Linked DNA regions of Homo sapiens: region 1 is linked to region 2. A link is an interaction called in ENCODE POLR2A ChIA-PET data of the cell type or tissue named here. Cell type or tissue: PC-9. All regions are shown on one strand. Links, peaks and the distances in the headings refer to the core of each region. The heading gives the core; the rest is flanking DNA.

The links. ChIA-PET counts read pairs that join two places held together with the same protein. Peaks named below come from ENCODE experiments on the same cell type or tissue, not always from the same donor. Only the 100,000 strongest peaks of a DNase experiment are listed, where the experiment ranks them.
Region 1: POLR2A ChIA-PET joins it to region 2 with 10 read pairs; 3 of 35 experiments call an interaction of 5 or more read pairs at or near these places.

What each region holds. Positions count from the first base shown.
Region 1 is chr2:95,230,550-95,233,459 of GRCh38, forward strand. It overlaps a transcript of ZNF892 not described here. Among named protein-coding and RNA genes, the nearest start is that of ZNF892, 24 kb to the left of the region's middle. In PC-9, for the core only: CTCF peaks have their summits at 1,277 (motif pointing right) and 1,486; a DNase peak (open chromatin) is centred at 1,292.
Region 2 is chr2:95,294,407-95,297,316 of GRCh38, forward strand. No RefSeq gene overlaps it. Among named protein-coding and RNA genes, the nearest start is that of KCNIP3, 1.5 kb to the right of the region's middle. In PC-9, for the core only: no CTCF peak of the experiment used is centred there; a DNase peak (open chromatin) is centred at 1,832; H3K27me3 peaks cover 283 bases.

The DNA.
Region 1 (2,910 bases), core at 273-2,772, 64 kb before region 2:
GTCCTCTGGTAGCTGTCTGCATTGGGAACATTGTCTCCCAGCACTCAGCGATGGTGAGACGGGAAGTGGCAGACCCCCGCGCTGGCTCCTCCGTCGCCGCCTCTGGGTGCCTCCCTGCTTCCGATGGGATGGAGGTTTCAGGCTCACTTTGTTCTTTCCTTGCACCAAATCTGGAATCAGCCAAGGATCCTTGGTTCCTTTTAGTGAGGAATGACTATGTGTTTTTAAAGCTCTGGGGGTTGCTCTTATGTTTTCATGAGCTGATTTATGATGTTTTAATCCAGCATTTCCATTTTAAAGTGTGGGGAGTTGTAGAGAATGCCCACTTCACCCAGTGCTGACACGATAGTGTCTGTGAGTGCTTCTTAGCACTTATGTTGCTGCTTATGTACAATTGGACCCCTTCCAACCTAAAAAAATATAAGGAAGGTCTCACACTACTGGTGGGAAGATAAAAATGCTACTACCACTTTGGAAAATGGTTTGATAATTTCTTATAAAGATACCCATTGACCCAGCAATCTGACTCCTGGATGTTTGCCCGAGAGAAATGAACACATATGTTCACAAAAAGACTTCTTCAAGCATGTTCCTAGCAATGCTCTTCACAACTGGAAACAGCCCAAATGTCCATTAGCAGTATAATAGAAAAACAAATTACAGTGTATTCACACAATGGACTACTCAACAATAAAACAAATGAGCTCATTTCAAAACCTCATGTTGAGTGAAAGAAGTCAGAACACTACAGTACGTATTACATTATTTCATTTATATGAAACTCTAGAAAAGTCAGCACTGATCTATAGTGACAGAAAGTAGAAGAGTCACTGCTACTTTGAGGGGGACTGCCTGGGAAGGGGCAGAACAAACTTTCTAGGGCGATGACATTCCTTATCCTGATTGGGGTGTGCATACAACTGTGTATCTGTTTGTCAAAATTGTACAGTTAAGATTTACATATGCAATGTATATAAAATTTTCCTAAAATGCATATAAATATGCGAGAGTGTGTGTATAAATTATGTCTCCAAGTGTAAAACAAAAAGGAAGGACAGAAATATTAACTGCCTAGCAAAAGCTTGAAGTTGGCTGAGTAGATCAAGTTAATTTAACTCCAGGGGAACATTTGGCAAAAGGGGAAACTGGAGTTCTCTGTACTATTACTGAGCTTCAGGGCTGTCATCCAGGGGCTCAGCTTTGGTTTTACTTTTTTTTAGGGATTTGTTTGCTTCAAGAACTTCCCTGTAGTTCCGTTCAGCCTCACCAGGTGGCAGTGTCATATCAGCTAGGGGCCTGAGAAAGGTCAGCTCTCAGGAGACCCTGGTGCTCTCTGGAGCAGCTGGAGAGCGGGTGCTATTGTGTCATCATCAGTGGTCTTTGAGCAGACTATGACTCATACTCATTCACCAGGCTTAGCTGGACATTTTTTATCTTTTTCCAAAAATTATATCTGGGGCACAAATGTGTCACATTTGCAGGTATTCAAAAGACTGTGCCTGAGGCCCCATGGAAAGCTGGGTGGAGGAAGAGCTCCCAAATCCAACATGTAAGCTTCCCCGAAATGGAAGACTTGTGTGCGGCATGATTCCCTGTGGAGGGGTTTGGAAACATGGAAATGATTTCCCTCCACAGAGACGTACTTCTGCGACTTTCGATTTTACCGGGGGGCCCTGGGCTTCACTGATGATTATTCACATGTATTGAGCATTTACCATGCATCAGGCACTGTTTTAATTGTTGAACATACATGATATCATTTCTGGTCTAGCAGGTAGGGACTATGAATATCCCAATTTTTCAGGAGAAGAAACAGATACCAAGGGGCATTGTGACATTCCAGTGCTTGTGAGAAGGCAGCTGGCCTGACCAGACAGTCCACTCCAGGCTACAATCCAGGCAGGGCGCCTGGGACACTCCTAGCCTAGTGGCTGAGCAGAATGATAGGAGAGAGATTTTGGCAAACATTTCCATTACAGTATTTTGTTCTTCATCTCTTTAAAATCTTGGGTGGATTCCCCAGCTCAGTGTTTGTCTCTCTTGGTACATCTAGTGTACTTGGTGACATTGGAGCTTCCACTTACAGCCTATCTGCTTCAAAGCACACTGTAAGGAGGTCAGTCTCTTTAGAGGCTTTGTCTATGGACAGCAGCAACAACAGCAACAGGAAAAGGATTCTATTTTATCATCGTTACTTAGCACATGTTTGTACCCTGGTCTTTTAAATGCTAATATAGACTGCTTTGAATATACCTATATATACATGTATGTATATGTATGTATTTAAGGGAATAGAGTTGCAGAAATATTCCTCCATTCCCTCTTGCTCGTTGTGTGGTGGAGGACACATAATGGGTACTAAGTACAGGTTTGCGAGCTGAATGGCCTGTTGAATTCTTGGCAAAAGGCACCTGAAATTATGTTTAGCTCCCTAGTTAGTTTGCCTCATTATGTGGGATGTCCTGTTTCCTGCCTGATTGGTTTTGAAAGGCACTTTCCTGAGGGACGACTTCAGGTCACCTCCTGAGCCTCTGGTTTTATTTTCTGGAAGCACACCTTTGTCCAGAGTTTCTTTAAGGACTCCAAATTAGTTTTTTTGTTTTTGCTTTAGTTTTACACATACACACCAGACTTACATTTTATTTTTTCCTTTTCTTTTTTTTTTTTGGAGGCAGATTCTCACTCTGTCGCCCAGGTTGGAGTGCAGTGGTGCAATTATAGCTCACTGTGGTTTAGAACTCCGGGGCTCAAGCAATCCTCCCACCTCAGCCTCCCGGGTGGCTGGGACTACAGGCACGTGCCACTAGACCTGGCTATTTTTTGAAAAAAATAAAAACATCTCGGCCGGGCGCGGTGGCTCACGCCTGTAATCCCAGCACTTTGGGAGGCCGAGGCGGGTGGATCACGAAG
Region 2 (2,910 bases), core at 271-2,770:
AGGCCCCCAAGACCTGTGGGCATGAGCACCATGAGCCGCTCGCCCGGGGAAGGACAAGAATGAAGGCCCTGGTCAGCTGAAACAGCCCACGACTGCCTCCTGAAACACTGTGACGAGAGAAAACCCGACCTTCATCCGGGCTTGAAATCATCCCTTCCTTTCCCACTTCCAAACTCCCCCCAGCCTCAGTTTCTCCCCACAGCCCCTATGTGAGGAAACCACAGTGGGAAACACAGGGCTGAAGCGTTCCTAGTGGACAAGACCAGGTCCTTCCACAGCCTCCTTAACCTTCTGTGGGTCTGATATACCGCAGAGAATACTGGGAATTGCCAAGGCCGTCTCTGGGAAGTCTGCAGATGCCCGTGTGCCCACAACAGGTCCGCCTCTGAGGCCCATGTGGGAGTCCAGCCCCCTTTCTCCTCCCCTTCTCATTCCTGTGTTCCCCACAGGCCCAGGGGAGGGACCCAGCTGGAAGCACTTGGGGCCCTGGATAGGCCACTGAGGAAGGGGGGTGTGGTGGCAGGGTCACATACGCCCCACATCTGTATGAGGGGTGTCCACCCAGGTGCTAGCTGCAGTGGGAGGTTCGCAAGGCCCGAACAGCCGGTGGGTCCAGCAGAGCAGGGCAGTTGTCCCAGGCCCGCGGTGTCACGGCTGGTGAACTCCGAGGACAGCGCATCTGAGTGTGGGATGTCAGCGAGTGTGCCAAGCAGGGGCGAGCAGCTCTTGGGGGTGCTGCTGTGATGAGTGGGTTCCTCTGCTCCTGACTCCTCCGGCCAGGCCGTCAGGAAGACCAGCCCATCACGGCAGTGCAGTCACCAAGTTTCCAAGCTGCTGTGTAAGCCGTGGGCATAGAACCGCCAGCGGGATCTCAGCATCCACGGTGCTCACTCTAGGAAGAAGGCAACAGGCTTTGGGACCTGGCTTTACCACTCCCTAGCCTGTGACTTGGGCCAGTCTTTTAGCTTTTCTGGGTCTCACCATTATCATCTGTAGAGTGAGATAATTACACTTTTCTCCCAAGGTCACTATGAGGACTCAAAATGCTCAATGCGTCCCTGCTTGCGGAGGCGAGGCTTGCTCAGAGTCAGGAGGGCAGGACTGTCTCAGGCAGTGAAAGGAGGATGGGGCTGGGCACGGTGGCTCATGCCTGGAACTCCAGCACTTTGGGAGGCAGAGGCAGGTGGATCACTTGAGCCCCAGACTTTGAGACCAGCCTGGGCAACATAGTGAGACCCCATCTCTACGAAAAAATACAAAAATTAGCCGTGCATGGTGGCATGAGCCTTGTAGTCCCAGCTACTTGGGAGGCTGAAATAGGAGGATTGCTTGAGCCTGGGAGGTCAAGGCTGCAGTGAGCCATGATCATACCACTGTACTCCAGCCTGGGTGAGAGAGTGAGACCCTGTCTCAAAAAAAAAAAAAAAAAAAAAAAAAGCAGATGAGCTCCCAGGATGCCGGCCCTGAGCTGGCAGCCATGAAGGCGCTTGCCTCCCTCCACTTCCTAGGGTGCAGTGTGGGTGGGGCGGGGGCAGCTAGGGAGTCCTCCGGGCTCTGCCGAGCCCCTTCCCCAGTGTGAAGTCCAGCCTGTTCTGAAGTCGCACAGGGCCAGACACCTGGGCTGCCACCTCCCCTCTGGAAACAGTCCTCCTTGCCTCGGTGGGTCGACAGCTCCAGGCTATTTTCTTCCCCTGAGGATCTGAAAGTTGGAGGTAATTGGTTGGCTCAAAAAAAAAAAAAAAAAAAAAGGAAAAGGGCATGCAAGCACAATTGTGCAGGCTGCAAAGGAGGGAGGCATCCTAGGGCTTCGTCTCCATGGGAACTACTGGCACAGGCTGGCTCCTCTGGGCTCCAAAAAGGGAAACTTGGCAAAGGTTTCAGGCACCTGGCTCCTGAGTGGTTTGCTTGGGGGCCAAGCAAATGCCCAGGAGCTGCCCGCCCAAGGGACAGGACACAGCCCCCTCTCTCAGGGATGCCTGGGAGCCCTCGGCCCCATCCTTCACCCTCACACCCCAGGAGATCCCGTCAGGTCCTCAGCCACCCTGGATGCATCCTGACTTGGGAGCTGGGAGGGGACCCAGCACAGCTGGAGAGCATGAGCAGGTCATGCTTTGGGGAGACACCCGTGCTTCGAGGCCCTCGGATGGGTGAATGGGAGGTAGTTAATAAGGGACAGATGAAAGAGGTGGAAGGACCCTGAGTGTCACCCTGCTGATGTAGCCCTGGTGGCTGTTGCTGTTTCTAGGATGTGAGCCCCAGACCAGCACCTTGCAGACCAGCACCTCAGGCCAGGACCCTGAGAGAGGACGCTTCAGATGCTGGGTGCAGTGGCTCCCTGCTGTCCTGGGGGCCCCTTGGGCTGAGATCATCATAAGGGTGGCACTGTCCTGTGTCTGTGAAGAGTGGCAGGCGGGACTGGGGCAGTGGGGGTGTCCTGGCTTGTTCTGGAAAATACCTCCAGGAATGATCCCTTCCTTTTCCACTTCCACAGTCCCTCCTGGGCACTCTGGGTTCAACTGCTGCTCCTCCCCACTTCTTGGGGCAGAAACTCCTGCCCTGAACTCCCCTCTCCCCAGCCCCAGCTCCCTGCACCCTCTACCCCCATTCCTCCTTGGTGACCAAAAAGGGCAAGGAGCAGAGAAAGAGGCAGCGGGCAGGGGAGGCACAGAGAGCCGCTGGTGACAGGGTAGGGGAGAGGCCAGGAGAGCCAGACAGAGGCTTGGACAGGCTCTGAGAGACCAGGATTAGGGGCCATGGAGAGAGAGAGAGAAAGAGGGGAGAGAGAGAGAGAGAAAGAGGGGAGAGAGAGAGAGAGAGAGAAAGAGAGAAAGGGAGGGAGCGAGGAGGCAGAGGGGTGGAGCGATAGAAGCCGGCAGGGAGGAAGGGGTGGGCAGGGGGAGGGCGAGAAGC